2 separate regions of the Mus musculus genome follow, and region 2 is linked to region 1. The links are chromatin loops, found by intact Hi-C in ENCODE. Cell type or tissue: left cerebral cortex. All regions are shown on one strand.

What was found. Hi-C counts contacts between places; a loop is a spot of excess contacts. Peaks named below come from ENCODE experiments on the same cell type or tissue, not always from the same donor. Only the 100,000 strongest peaks of a DNase experiment are listed, where the experiment ranks them.
Region 2: it touches region 1 in a loop (3-fold over the local background); 17 of 42 quality-filtered maps call a loop at or near these places.

The regions. Positions count from the first base shown.
Region 1 is chr16:55,855,503-55,863,502 of GRCm38, forward strand. It overlaps Nxpe3 (neurexophilin and PC-esterase domain family, member 3), which reads right to left. Exons shown (of 6, transcript NM_001134457.1): 4 at 4,804-4,877. Among named protein-coding and RNA genes, the nearest start is that of Nxpe3, 36 kb to the right of the region's middle. In left cerebral cortex, a CTCF peak has its summit at 3,148 (motif pointing left); DNase peaks (open chromatin) are centred at 3,152 and 5,745; H3K27ac peaks cover 525 bases.
Region 2 is chr16:55,527,920-55,535,919 of GRCm38, forward strand. The region is part of intron 1 of Gm45968 (a long non-coding RNA gene); the gene reads right to left. Among named protein-coding and RNA genes, the nearest start is that of Mir5118, 37 kb to the left of the region's middle. In left cerebral cortex, no CTCF peak of the experiment used is centred here; a DNase peak (open chromatin) is centred at 3,095.

The DNA of each region.
Region 1 (8,000 bases):
CCTTCTTAGAATGATGAACAAAATACCCATAGAAGGAGTTACAGAGACAAAGTTCGGAGCTGAGGCAGGAGGAAGGACCATCCAGAGACTGCCCTACCAAGGGATCCATCCCATATACAACCACCAAACCCAGACACTACTGCAGATGCCAACAAGAGCTTGCTGATAGGAGCCTGACATAGCTGTCTCCTGAGAGGCTCTGCCAGTGCCTGACAAATACAGAAGTGGATACTCACAGCTATTCATTGGACTGAGCACAGGGTCCCCAATGGAGGAGCTAGAGAAAGGAACCAAGGAGCTGAAGGGGTTTTCAGCCCCCTAGGAGGAACAACAATAAGAACTAACCAGTACTCCCAGAGCTCCCTGGGAGTAAATCACCAATCAAAACACACAGAGAGACTCATGGCTCTAGCTGCATATGTAGCAGAGGATAGCCTAGTAGGACATCAATGGGAGGAGAGGCCCTTGATCCTGTGAAGGTGCTATGCCCCAGTATAGGGAAATGCCAGGGCCAGGAAGCAAGAGTGGGTGGGTTGGGGAGCAGGGGGATGGGGGAGGGAGTTTTCAGAGGGAAAACCAGGAAAGGGGATAACATCTAAAATGTAAATAAAGAAACATCTAATAAAAAAAGGTAATTAAGAGAGAGAGGGGGATAGAGAGAGAGAGGGAGAGAGAGAGAGAGAGAGAGAAAGAGAGAGAAGCGTAAATCAAAGGGATGAGGAACAATGGCACAGGCTGGAAATCCTGGCGGCAGCGGGGAGGCGGAGGCAGGCAAATTTCGTATTTGAGGCCAGTGTGGGTTTACAGAAACCAAACCGAAAAGGTTTTCAATTGTCAAATTAGGAACAATTTTTGGCACATGCATATACACACACACACACAGAAATTGTGACTGAGTTTAACTGAGTCTCAAAAACAAAGTTGCTGAGCACGGTGATGTGCACCGTTGGTCTCAGCACTTTCTGTGAGTCCGAGTCCAGCCTGTTCTACATATCCAGTTCCATGAAAGCCAGGGCTACATAATAAAACTCTGTCTCAAAGAAAGGAAGGGAGGGAGGGAGGGAGGAAGAGAGGGAGGGAGGGAGGGAGGAAGAGAGGGAGGGAGGGAGGGAGGGAGGGAGGGAGGGAGGGAGGGAGGGAGGGAGGGAGGGAGGAAGAGAGGGAGGGAGGAAGGAAGGGAGGGAGGGAGGGAGGGAGGGAGGGAGGAAGGAAGGAAGGAAGGAAGGAAGGAAGGAAGGAAGGCAGGCAGGCAATTACATTACAAGCAAATATAATGGCAAGTACATAGTGCTGTAGACAGGAAAAAGGATTACCCTTCTTCACACCAGCATTCCAATCAACACATCTCGAAAGGAATATCATAGAAACCATTGCTACAGTTAAATCCAACAGAAGCTGACGTTAACAGGTGTGGTGATTTGAATATGCTTGGCCCAGGGAGTGGCACTATTAGGAGGTGTGGCCTTGTTGGAGGAAGTGTGGGCTTGGAGTCCCTCCTCCTGCTTCCTGGAAGCCAGTCTGCTCCTGGCTTCCTTTAGATGAAGATGTAGAACTCTCAGTTCCTCCTGTGCCATGCCTGTGCCGTGCTTCCACCTTGATGATAACAGACTGGACCTCTGAACCTGCAAGCCAGCCCCAGTTAACTGGTTTTCCTTTATAAGACTTGCCTCGGTCATGGTGTCTCTTCACAGCAATGGAAATTCTAACTAAGACAGTAGGGAAAAGTTTAAGTAGAAACAGAATGTTTGCATAGAAAGAAAAACAGAGACTCTCAATAGGGTCTTAAACTGCCACCTCTGGAAGTTGTGGACCAATGGGAAGGTCTCTCTCAGTCTGAGCTCCTTGGATACACAAAGCATTTTTTTTCCTAGTTATATACCTGCTACAGTATGACTTTCTTACTCAAAGCCAGAGAATCCTGTACCTAATAACTTTGAGTTACTTTCTCCCATAAAAAAACAAAAACAAAAACAAAAAAAAAAAACTTCCCCTGCTAATTTAATCTGTCTTCTCTCTACCCAAAATTGTACATCACAAACCCATACCACTTTCTGGCTGACCTGGAACCTGTTAATTAGAGGCAAACTATAAAACCTCTGCCTGATTGGCTTCAGAACAAGGTAAATGGGACACGTGGGTAGATATGAAGCAATGCAGCCATGAGTCAAGCCGAGCTATGTCTAACTGGATCCTAAAATCTTTGTGCATGTTCTGTCCACACTGGATAAGGAATTTCCCATTATTAAAATTTTGAAGAATGGGGGGAGGGGGGAGATCTGGAAAGATAGCTCAATGGTTAAGAGAACTGGCTGCTCTTCCAGAAGTCTTTAAGTTCAATTTCCAGTAACCACCTGGTGGCTCACAACCATCTGGAATGGGATCCAATGCCCTCTTCTGGCTTGCAGGTGTACACGGAAACAGAGTACTCATATACATAAAGCAAACACATCTATAAAACAAGCAAAACAACTTATTGTGAAGAATGGACCCAAGTGTTGGTGGTCAACGCTTTTAATCCCACCCCTCGGACAGCAAAGACAGGTGGATCTCTGAGTTCAAGGACAGCCTGGTCTACAGAGCAAGTTCTAGGACAGCCAGGGCTACACAGAGAAGGCCTGTCTCAAACCTCCCTTTCCGTCCCACCCCCACCCCCCATTTTTTTGAAGAGCAAAAAGCTCCTCCTATTAATCACACTTGGGAATACAACGCACCAGGCCAGCTTTGAAGGAGAAAAGGATGGGTTCATTAGTAAGTAAGCGTTGAAGTGCAGTGTTCCTGAGAAATACCACACGCACTACACACACATCCCTACAACTGGCAAGCCATCCGGCTCAAGCAGCAAGCACACTCATCAGGAGACTAAGACTTCTCACATCTAACAGTGGAAGCCGGACTGCATATGGTTTATGAATTTTATCTACATCATATAATTTTTTTCATGAATTCTGAACTAGATGCCAGTGTTTTAAAGCACATAACTATCACATTTTAAAACTCAGATCCATTGGGGGAAAAAAAAAAAACAAAACCAAAACAAACAAGCAAAAAGCCTTAAGATGCAGTGAAGAAAATCTACAGGTGTGGCCGCAGTGGGTTTGTCAGTCAGGAAACGAAGGACCACACTGCCCCCTTGAGGTCGTCCTGGCTCTTGGCTTCTTTCTGCACAGCTTACATCTATCTAATAGCCTTCCACTGGGTGCATGAGTGTACTACACCCAGTGCCTGTGGCAAAGAGGATGGCAATTTACGCAGTGTGGGAGACAGTTGCTCTCAATAACAACAAAGCTCTCTCTCCCACCCGCACAGTGTCTCCTAGCTCTCTAAATTTACTACAGCAAAGGCACCGCACTCCTCTGAGTTTCGCTCTATGGTTTTGGTGCTTTGAGACAGAGTCTCACTCTGTAGCCAAGGCTAGCCTGGAAGTCATGCTTATAGTGCAGGCTAGCCTTGAACTCAAAGCAGTTCCCCTCCCTCATCCTCCCAAGAATGAGTGATGTAAGCCGATGCTCGCAGCTTACTCTTCTGTATCAATGCAGAATACAAATCAATACAAATCAGAACGGCATCAACTTGTGATTTGTTTGTGCTTGTGTGTCAGTGCTCATCACAGACTGAGCCCTAGGCCATGGGCATGCTAAAATTGGACACTGACCTACTGAGTCGGAAGCCCACCCTCTACTCAAGTGCTTAACACTTCCCAAGACAATTTACATATGCCATGATTATCTATAGAACAACACCCGCCAACAGAACTTTTTATATACTGCCAAATATGATGCAAGTTGCTGTGTGTGTGAGATTCTAAAAGTTGAGGTTGGTGGGTTTTGTTTTTCATTTCAAGTCATTTCTGGGTTTTTGGGTTTTGGTTTTTTTTTGTTTTGTTTTGTTTTTTGTTCTGTTTGTTTGTTTTTTGTTTTGTTTTGTTTTGTTTTGTGAGACAGGGTTTCTCTGTATAGTCCTGACTGTCCTGGAACTCACTTTGTAGACCAGGCTGGCCTCAAACTCAGAAATCTGCCTGCCTCTGCCTCCCAAGTGCTGGGATTAAAAGTGTGCGCCACCACCGCCTGGCTCATCTCTGTTTTAATAGCCACAAAAGACTAGGAGTTTCCACAATGGATAACCCAGCTCTAGAACAATGGTTCTCAACCTTCCTAATGCGGTGACCCTCATGTTCTGGTGAGCTCAAACCATACCCTTATCTCATTGCTACTTCACAACTGTAATTTTGCTACTTTGTGAATCATAATGTAAATATCTGTGTTTTTCAATGGCCTTGGACAAAACCCCTGTGAAAGTCATTTGGCCCCCAAAGGGGTCGAGACCCACAGGTTGAGAGGCACTCTTCTAGGGACTCACTTCTGAAGAGACAAATATAGAGTGTATAATGGAAGCAAGAGAAGACAGCTTTCACATTAGCGTTCACAGCAAAACCCAGAATTAAGGACACAAGCTCTAGCTGATTTTTTTTTAATTAAGCTTTTAATAGTTCCAGATTATACTCAGAAGTAGCCATGGCATATGAATGGGTTAATATATATATATATTTGTACAACAATTCCCCTAACAAAAATGCAACATTGGGCATGTCCAGTCCACTGGGACTGCGGGGACCAAGACAGGGTTCCTAGCAGCCACATGGCTGACAGCCCAGCTCCAGGAGATCTGACAGGCTTGCTTACTTACCTGCCTCCTGAGGGAACTGCATGCCTGTTCGTACACATGCAGAACGTGCAGGGGAAACACTCGGGACACAAGGACTTTATTAAAGAAAGGGGAAACAACATCAAGCTCGGTTGTCTTTACCTTTCGTTCGCCTGGAAATCACAGTCACCCAGTCAGGCCCGCTGGAGTTGATTGGCATCTTGATATTCACACCACTTTAGAAGGAATTTAAAAAAAAAAAAAAAAAAAGCACATGCTTAGATTGAGATTCAGGGACATTTGTCAGCAGTTGTGTGTCTTTACCTGTAAGTGAAAAACTACATATGCTTTCACCGAACATTACCCAACATGACTAATAGTTAAGAAACTAGGGCTCTTGAGTGAAGTTATATAAACTGAAGATGGATTTACTAAGTATGCATTCAGTGCTGTAGACACGCACATGCATAAATAATTGATAGAGATAGGTAGGTAGGTAGGTAGATAGATAGATAGATAGATAGATAGATAGATAGATAGATAGAAAGATAGATGATAGATAGATAGATAGATAGATAGATAGATAGATAGATAGATATCCAAAATTACTAACTTCAGGTTGAATAACTCCTTTTTCCTTTTGGGATCAGAGAATGTCTAATTTGTGACCACGTTTTTGAGGCCACAAGTCCACAATGAACTAAGTCACGTGTTACACTTCTTAGATGTGCCCAGAACTGAGAGAAGTCCCTTGGAGATGCCTGCCCCGGAACAGGCAACTGCGGACTCCTTGGTGTGTGTTCCCCTTACTGTAACATAGATTCCTCAAGGGTATGAGTGGGGCTTCTCTACGTCACCTTCCTATGTTTAGACCATGGACCAGAGTCTATGCTCAGTAACTTCTTTTAAGGAACTGCATGGGAAGCTGCGGGAGAACGAAAGCCAGCAGCAATGAATGCGACTCCAGGAACACTTATTCCAGAGCCAGGAATAAGTCAGGACTCTTAGACTCATTCAAAGCAAGCTTTAAAAATGGAGAGTGCTCGGCCTCCTGATACAGGAGTGAACCATCAGATTTTCACTGCTTCATCAGTTGCACAAAAAAAAATGTGTTCATTCTATAGAAAATTAGTAAGCTTCTTCTATATTCTGGGCACCGTTCTAGCCCTGGCTTACATGGCAAGACTCCCAGAATCTCCTCCCTAATTGGAACAGACATTCTACAGGAGACAGAAAACCAAGTCATAAAGGATCTATCTATTCAGGGCTGGCCACACTGGAGGATAACGGAATTTCATATCTTAATAGACACTAGATGACCTTCAAGAGGGCACATGTAAACCACTCTTATGAGCTTGGAGTTTATTACACAAAAATAAATGAAAATGAAAATGCCTGTAGGATAGTTTTCTCCATAATTCTCCTTCAAAAATACTTAACCTCAATTTAGTCAACATTTTAGTCAACATTCTACACAGTATCAGTATTGAAATTGTCCATATCATAAAAAGCAAAAGAGATGAAGAATCTTCCTAGATTTAAAAGGTAACCAAGTATTGCTGTGGTTGGAATAGGAATGCCCCCTCCACCCCCCATAGACTCATGTGTTTCAATGCCTGGCCCACAGAAAGTGGTACTATTAGAAGGCTCATGTGTTTCAATGCCTGGCCCACAGAAAGTGGTACTATTAGAAGGTGTGGCTGTTTTGGAGTAGGTGTGGCTTCCTTGTAAGTTGTTATAGTAAGTGAGGTCTCTCAGGCCCAAGCTACCCAGGGCAATACGCAGTCTCCTGGGCCTGTTGTTCAAGATGTAGAACTCTCAGCTCCTTTTCCTGTATCACATCTGCCATGCTCCCTGCCTGCCATGATGATAATGGACTAAACCTCTGAAACTGTAAGCCAGCCCCAATTAAATATTTTCCTTATAGGAATTACTGTGGTCGAAGTGGAGGCTCACAGTCAGCTATTGGATGGAACACAGGGCCCCCAATGGAGGAGGTAGAGAAAGTACCCAAGGAGCTAAAGGGATCTGCAACCCTATAGGTGGAACAACAATATGAACTAACCAGTACCCCCCAGGAGCTCGTGTCTCTAGCTGCATATATATCAGAAGATGGCCTAGTCGGCCATCAGTGGAAAGAGTGCCCCATTGGTCATGCAAACTTTATATGCCTCAGTACAGGGGACCGCCAGGGCCAAGAAGTGGGAGTGGGGTGGGGGGAGCGTGGGGGGGACTTTTGGGATAGCATTGGAAATGTAAATGAAGAAAATACCTAATAAAAATAATAAAAAATTTTTAAAAAGAATTACTGTGGTCATGGACTCTCTTCATGGGAATAAAATCCTAAAAGACAGTATAGAATATGATCCCTTTGTAAATATTTTAAAACCTAAACAAGGCTTTGAGCCCAGGACAAAAGATGAACGTGAATACAAACACACTCAGGGCACTTAAGGTAGCTCAAAACAATATGCCCAAAGACCTTTAAGATTGGTTCTTTTTCTTAGATACCTTCCTACAAAGGTCTACTACTTTAACAGTGTGAACGGCTATGAAATGAAAATTAATCACTGGGTTTCCATAAAATGGAAGCTACCTCAAATACTTTCTCAAGCAAACATCCCAGGTAGAGAGTTTTATAATGATCCTACCACAACCTACAATGTGCTATTAGCCCACTGCTCCCGGGACTGCATATAAGGATGGGCATTATTTTTTCTTTCTGTAGCAACAGGTTTTTCCGATCACTCTTGTCTCTGATAGTGGGATTTGGTGTTAGGGATATCTCTGAATGTTTCACTATTCAATTCTCTCTCTCTATCCCTTTTATCCCACTACCTCCCACATGGAGCTTGGTCAAATTATAATGCTTTCCTTTGCTCCCTTCTTTCCTCTCCCTCCTCCTCCTGCTCCTCCTCCTCCTCCTTCTTCACGGGAGCTGCATCAGATAGACTGACAGACACAACTCCAGAGAGGGCCAACTGGATAATCTTCACGTGTAAGTTCATAGAAACGAAACAATCTGCTCTTACTCACTAAAAATAGCAATCTTTGCATCTAGATGCAAGATTTAAAATATGTAAATACAGTACACATAAATTTTAAAAATAAATTTAATTTAAATAATTAAAAGAAATAAAACTAAAACCCTTGGAGCTTGGCAAGACTGCACACCTGTAACATTGATCATTTACTAGGCTGGGTTGGCAAGATGGGCTTTCTGCCAGTCTCTATTTATATAGTGAGACTCGGTCTTAAAAATAAATAAATAAAGTAAATATAAATAAAAGTTTAGATTTGTGTGTGTGGTGTTGTTGTTGTTGTTGTTGTTTTTCCTTTAGTTTCATTTTCAGTTTTTA
Region 2 (8,000 bases), 330 kb before region 1:
TGAGGTGAACACAGGATGTCAACAGACATAACTTTTGTTACTACATTTTCCAGAACTGGTTCAAACATAAACTATCAAGCACAAATCTGAAAAACTTGTGTGTTCCGTGTGCAGGGAGAACTGGTGTCTTGGATTGAGTTTACTTCATACTTCATTTTAAACAACTCAGTTTTCATAATTTACCAACAAGGCAGATAATGTGGGGAAAAGCAGTCCTAATCATAAATAAGGGACCAATTTCCCCCCAGGGGACTCCAAATTTGATGAAGATGCTGAAATATAAAAGCATATGTTTGACATGCCATGCTGTTTCTCAATCTTGGGTTCTCCTGGTAGATTCTGCACTCTCAAAATCATTTACTGCCATGTTCTAAGCAGCAACACCTTTCAACTGTCTCACAGGCAGGCTTCTCACTGAAGTCAAGCAGGGCAGCGCTCTCTTCCTGGGCAGTCCTCAGACTGTAAACAATGTGGTCCTCCATGTTTGGCCATTCGTGGGTGCCATGGATATTTTGATCATGCCAACATGATTTCTTGGCAATTTCATCATTTAAGATAGACATCAATCATACTATTGGAATATTGGTTAGTGTTTCTGGCTATAAAAATCACTGTACTATTCCATAGGATACAATGTAGATATTTGATAAGTCATATGACTTATCAGGAATGAGATAATTTCACCGTCTGTGGATTCAGCATTAATCAGTCAACAATAAATATGGGAAAATAGGTGTTTTAAAATCACTTTTAAAGCAGGGTTATGTATTACTCTATTGAATAAAATATTCTGACCTAAGGCTACCAGAACCTAACCACGTATTTCCTTGACAAACAATAGTTTAGTATCGGATAATGTTGTGACTCACTATAAACTGGCTGTAATTGATTATCTGCCATCTCATTACTCAACTGTGCCCATCATCTTCGTACTTTTAGCCCTTGGCAGGAGGCATTCACTCCAGTCATGCATCTACAGTCTGTGGCTCCTTTAGTTGACACCACTGGGGCTTCTCCATACCCCTTCCCTGGAGCACCCACCCTCAACTAACCGATTCATCTTACCACCTTTAATGGAACTGTAACATTGTCTCTGTTGTAGGCAACATTACTATTGTTGTTAAATAGTAGAGCTATAGAGAATTGTAAAGTTCCTGTAGCCAACACTCTGCTTTTACATGTGGGGGCATCAAGATCTTGCCAGTGATTGGCACATTTTTATGTCTGAAATACGAACGTGGCTCCTGACTCTGTCTTACAGTCTCTGTTGCTTTAAAAACCAGCCGTAGTGACAACTCTCCGCTGACATTTGTTTTTATGTAAAACTACATCCGTAAAAATGAAAAAGCGAGGCCCACGGGCATAATGAACTCTGGAACTGGTCCTATTCAATGTATAGATCAATCAGCTGGGGTGGTCAGAGGATAACTCACTGCCTGCTCCATCAGAGATGCCTTACCTGGCATCTGAACACTGTCACCAGGGACATCAAGTATCAGTTAGTGAGTTTTAGATAGGAAACATTCAAATAGCATCCTTGACCTTATTACAAGTCTTGATTCCATCCACTAGTTAAAATAAGAGAACCAGACATATGGATGATGATGATGGTAGTGCTGGTGGTGGTGATGGTGATGATAATAATGATGATTCCTCTTTTGGTTTTTGGAGACAGGGCTTCTTCGTGTGTCTGGAACTCACTCCATAGACCAGGCTAGCCTAGAATTCACGGAGATCTGCCTGTCTCTGCCTCCAGCTCACAAGCTGGAATTAAAGGCATTTGCTGCTTCCACCACCACCTGGTTTAGGATTATTCCTATAACGGACTTCTCTGAGATGTTGTGGTCCTGAGAAAATTGTTCATATAAGCTGTCCCAGCATGAAAGACCAGAGGAGGAATTTACATATATATGCATACACCATATGTACAAGTAAAGAAGAAAATTTCCAGAGAGTAAAATGGTTGTGGTAAATAAAAATATAGCTATGCAAAGAATGTCTGTGTATAAGAATATAGCACTTAATATATATTTTTAATGTTTTATTTGTATTCTTTTTTTCGTGTATGCATGTGTGTGTGCCTGCATGCCTGCAAAAGTCAGAGATTACAGGAATGCGTTTTCTCACCGAGTGAATCCCCAGGATTGACCTCAGTCATCAGGCACCATTAATAGCTGAGGTATATTTTTCTGAGCCCCAGAAAAAGTTGGGGGAAAGTAAGTTGGAACGGCTTTGACAATAAATATTTGCCTAACTAGTATCAGCATTGCGGCAAAATTTGAAGTGAGGCAAGTTTGCTACTTAACATTCCTACCAATCATTTTGCTTTTAGGATCGCTGGATCCACTATCATTTAATTTTACTATGCTTTATTGGAGTGCCATAGGCCAGTTGTCTGGTTGTATTTGGATGGTGTCAGATTGCAAGGGTACCTATGTTACAGTACACTGTGTTATAGTATGCTACAGTATGTGATGGTATACTATGCTTGATTGAATTGTCAGAGGCCAGTTGCCTACTTGTATATTGGATGCTATCAGATTGTTAAATATACAGATAAAAGAGTAATGTTCTCGTTTCAGCATAAAATTTCTAGTATGTGCAGCACAGCAGAAGTTCTACTTGTACTTTCTTAAACAGTTAAGTGAGAAAACATAGCTGTCAATATTTAAAAAAAAAAAAGGATAAGCTCAGTCCGTAAAGTGCTTGGTACAGGGACCTGAGTTTAATCCCAGAACCCATTTAAAAGTTATTCAAGGCAGCAGAAACGGGAAAGCAGAGACAAGTGGGTACCTGGAACTGGCTAGCCAGAAAAGCCAACCCAGTCAGTGGACCCATACCAATGAGAACCCTAGCCCTATCACAGGAACACAGTGCCTCTCATGAGGAATGGCATTGGAGGATGGCCTATGGTCTCCACAACCATGTACACATACATACACACACAGTTATACACACAAACATATACATGCACACATACAGGTCAAAATATGCTGAAGGATGCAATTTAACAACACTTTTTGAATGATGAGTATGCAAAGCTTATCCACATTAAGAAGCCTACAGTTCTTTTATTGTCTGATCTTTGAAACTTCTGGTGCCACCTACTGCTTCTCCTACTCAGTTTTCTCTGTGGGTTTGTTCTCTGCAGAAAAATTCACTGAATTTCCCCCAGCCTTCAGAAGTAACTGCAGAACAAAGCTTCCTAGAATGTTATTATTGGTAATATAGTTGCTCTGAACCTTGGAGGACATGAGGACATGGAAAGAGAAACTCTGAAAGGAAGTAGGGCCTGTGTGTGTGTGTGTGTGTGTGTGTGTGTGTGTGTGTGTGTGTTGTGTGTGTGTGTGTGTGTGTGTGTGTGTGTGTGTGTGTGTGTGTGTGTATAAAACACCTTTTCTTGAGGATCAGTGCACAAAAGCTGCCTCTTTCCCAGCTAAGCAGAACTTCTGAGACCACGAGTTAGGATAAGAACACCAAATTCTTTCACTAAGGAAGATCTTGGTACAACCTCAGAGTTTCTTTTTCCAGTCATAGAAGTTGGTCATGTGAAAAACAATTGCATGGAATGTGATCTCCACAACAGAAAACTAGACATTTCTCTAGCTTACAGCCTTGTAATGAATTCCTCTAGCTGACAATAGGATTTTAACTTAGCACACTGTGCTTCAGCTCTGGCCCCTGCCTTTCTCTCCAACTCTATCTCCCAGAACTATCAGAAAGCTCTCCACTGGCCAGCAGTCTGCAGTACTTTTCGGTGTCTAAATATAAACACACCCACCTAAAGAGCCCTTCCTACACCTCACCTGCATGGATGGGTTTTCTTCTTTGAGGACACAACTCTAGCGCAGTATTGTCTCCTAGACTTCAGACCTTCCCCTGCCTTCTTTATGCTTCTAGGGCAATGCAAACCCAGAATTTACAATGTGATGACATAGTCTATATTCCTTCATTGATTTCTTGCTATTTGTCTTCCTAATTCCCCTGTGAGAAAGGTCTAACACCCTAAAGATAAGCCAGTAAAGTCAGTTAATAGTAATCAACCAGAAAATTCAGTCAAGAGAACAAAGAGACAGAGGCTTGAAGAATTAAAGAGCCAGAAATGAGGAAAAGGGTGGGGTCTGGGAGAGGCAGACAGGGGAAGAGACCCATCAGATTATTCTCTTTCCACCAGCTTCTTGTTTCAACGTGTGAGCCCCCGTCATGCACAGATGCTCTGTGCCCTGTCACAACAGAGAGACGAGCTTCAAAACCAGCTCTGCAGCTTCTCCTATGTGATCCAGCATAAATTACTAACCCTTCCTAAGCTCTGGTTCCCTTACCTCTACAATGAAGACAATTGTGTTTATTTCTGTCAGACAATAGTTACGAGGATTATGTCATGTAATTACCATCTACCTGATACATTGCCCAGCACTAAATCAACACATGGAGCGCTGTCAGCTGAAACTGCATTTCTAGGTCATGTTGAGAATGACAGAAGACACTTTTGCCCAAAACTGTAAGACATGCTCTAGTTTTGGATGCTGAACAACTCTTTTTCTGTAGGTCAATGCTAAATGCAGAACAACAAACTCTAAGCAATAACGCTGTCAACTATTTTAATCTGATCTATAGTCATTAAATGGCATCTGTTACAAGCCTTGTTTCAGAATCAATACAAATTTTAATATGTTATCAACATAGCTTAAAATTTGAAAAATTAAGAAAACAAGCAAAACATTACATGAGAATAATGAATAAGCCGTTCAAAGAGGAAGACCTAGTCTCACACAAAAACCTTTACTGAATAGAATTTGACCTTCCGAACCTTTCTGAGGTAGTTGAGAAATTCCCAACCACATGGAGGTAAAATAATGGATTAATTATTACATCTCTTTGCACTGGATGTCTTGAACAGTCATCAGCTTTCTTGCTTGGTCACTCATTAACAATCATTGTCTTGACATCCAAAGTATGTTGGATGACTAATAGTTCCCAGCAGCAGCAACTGATAGGAGTTACCGGAATCTCTGTTTACTGGGTTATTATATAGCTACACCTAGCTGCACAGCATGGCTAGTCACGACATTATGTGGTGTTTGGCCTAAAGAGAGTGCCATGTTCTCCTGGCTGTCACCACTCACCTGCAGTGCTTTGACCTCCCTTCTCACCTGCCTTTGCTTACACCCTCTTCTACCACGGACCACTTTCCTCTCCTATTATTCAAAGTTTACAAGTCATTTAAAGTCCAAGCTAAATGCCCCTTTGACCAATATCATCCCGATAGAGAGGTAATTTGCTATTGAGACCTACTGTACTTTATTGCAATTTCCCTATCATACATTTTGCCTTATGCCCTGTGCTCTTGTTATTAATATACTTGGCACACAATGAGCACTAAATAAGAGTCCACTAAATGCAGAAACTGGTGGCCCACTACAGCTGATGCTACTATAGATATTTGAAAATATACACAACCATGCCAGTCTCATGAACAGAAAACTCCTTGCTTCCCAGGAGGGAGCTCTGCTTTATACCGGGCAACTGGGCTCACTCTTTTTCTCTAGTTCCCCAAGGGCGGAGGAGGAATGTGGCTCTAATCAGAAGGAACTCTAAAATTTTGAGTTAATATCTCTTACCAGAAAAATAACTTAGCATGACTCTCACTTATTGATCTCATTTCCCTATGGCAACTGGATTCAAGTTTGAAAAATGAGAGAACATTGGAAATGAAGGTATAAGTGATGCTTTGAAATGAAGAAGGAATAGTTCACTGTCCCCCTTGTAAATCCACTAATGAGAGACCAGTGTCTTAACTGGGTTAAAATGAATCGGGTGGGTCAGAGTCCAAACCAGGACGCTAATGGAGGATATTCAATATCAGAGAGCATGAAGGAATATTTTCAATTTTCATCAGGCTGAGTAATGGCATAGTTATGAAATAAAAAAAAAACTTTTTTGACTAGAGGTGTGTGTTCCAAAATGATAAAATTCCTGGTATTAGCTTTGAAACACTCAAGAGAAAAAGAAGTAATAAAGAGAGATAGCAAGAGTGGTAAAATATTAACTCTCTTAACGTGAAGTTCTTTATATCATTTGCCATTTTTTTCCTTTGAGCCCTACAATATGTACACACACACACACACACACACACATGCGCACGCGCTCATTTCTAAAATATAGCCTTTAAGGTAACAGATGTCCTAATTTCTAAAAAGAATTTTTATCTCCAGGAGTATTCAGTGATAAAGAGGGGATGGATTTTGTTGTTTACTTTACAGTCTGAACTATCAGGTTTTATTCAGGGAACTCCAAAGCAGTGCTGTGATATGTGTTCCATGAAATAAATCAGAAAGCTATGTATACAGCATGACTTGGAGAGAATATCTATGATTTTTAACCTCAACATCTTTCTAATGGTCAAGACTTTAACTTGTCCAATTCTTGGGTGTTTATTTGTAGAGAGGATAGAGGGGAAAGTGTGTCAGATGGAGGCTACAGTGTATTAAAATTCCTAGCAGCCTGTCTGTGCATAATCTGGGGAGCACTTAGTTATTCTTCATTTCTGCCTGTATTTTTATTGAACTATGAAACATTAAACAAATAAAATGCCTGCCCTCAATGGGAGAGGAAGCACCTCACCTCGAAAAGAATTGAAAGGCCAGGTTGGGAGGATACCCAGAGGGGTTCCCACTTGCTCAGAGGAGAAGGGGAGGTGAATATGATGGAAGGATTGTGGGATGGGGTGATCAGGAAGGGGACAGTGAGTGGGATGTAAAGTGAATATGTAAAAAACTAAAAGTAAATTAAATTAAAAATAAATAGTCTACAGATTTAATTATTCCTTTCCCTTCCTCTACCCTTTCTTCTAATATTAGGCAACAAACAAACAACAACAAAACCATAAAAGCAAAAAAACCTCACCAAGACTTACAATACTCTTAGTTGTCTTTTGTAATTACCACCATTTGAATCCTCAGACATAAGAGGATCTTGTTTCCTTTCATTCCTACTTTTTCCCCATTGAGATGAGTATGATCTTCTAGAAGAAACTATATATATTTCATACCAACTTCACTGAAAATTAGACATAGCAAAAGATAGCAGAAGAAACATAGCATTAACTTAATTAACTGTCCAAATACAACTGAATGACACCACATTTCAAGGAGGAAGATAAGTGGTAAGGTTAAGTTTTAACACAAGTCTCAGTAAGCCCCTTCATCCACTGCTACTAAAATAGGAATAATTTTATAGTGTTTGGGGACCCTAACGGCATATAAACAGATCCAGTCTTTGAGAAATCACCTACGTTAGCATTTCCAGCATGTTGATTGAACTAAAACACTCGTGATGTACACTCTTTTCAAAACATTTTCAGTTCATACATATTTATAACATGTTTATGATCAGCACGATAATCCAATACACTTACAGTGCAATGGCCTAATCAGAGTAATAAAGATTTTCACTTCTTCAAATGTGTCATTTCTACCCATTGGGACTTTTCTGCTTGCTTTGAAATGTGCCATATATGGTTGACAGGAGTCAGTCTCCCTCACTGCTGACCACTAGAGTAAGTTGCTCCAATCTGACTCGGGAGTGTTACCTTGTAGAGACACATTACTATGAAAATATCATTTATATCTCCAGAGACTGAAACCTTTTCTGAATCTCACAGCTGAGTTAATAATACACCCTAAGACAGCCTATTCTTTTAAAACCTGTCTTAAAGAGAACCATATAACAACCAACCTTTCTTGTCTTGGATTTCCCATGTAATCAGCTTTTACAACCCAACCAATGCATGGCTTTGGTCTTACTCTTCTGTGTTGCTGACTAAGAGTTGTTTTGTTTTGTTTTTGTATGTGTGTGAAAATATTCATGGAAGATATTTGTTATATAAGGATGCTTTTGACTTGCCTGTTTCCAGCTAATTATTATCTTAACACACACACACACACACACATACACACACACACACGACATGAACATATTGGAAGGCATTTGTGAACCAT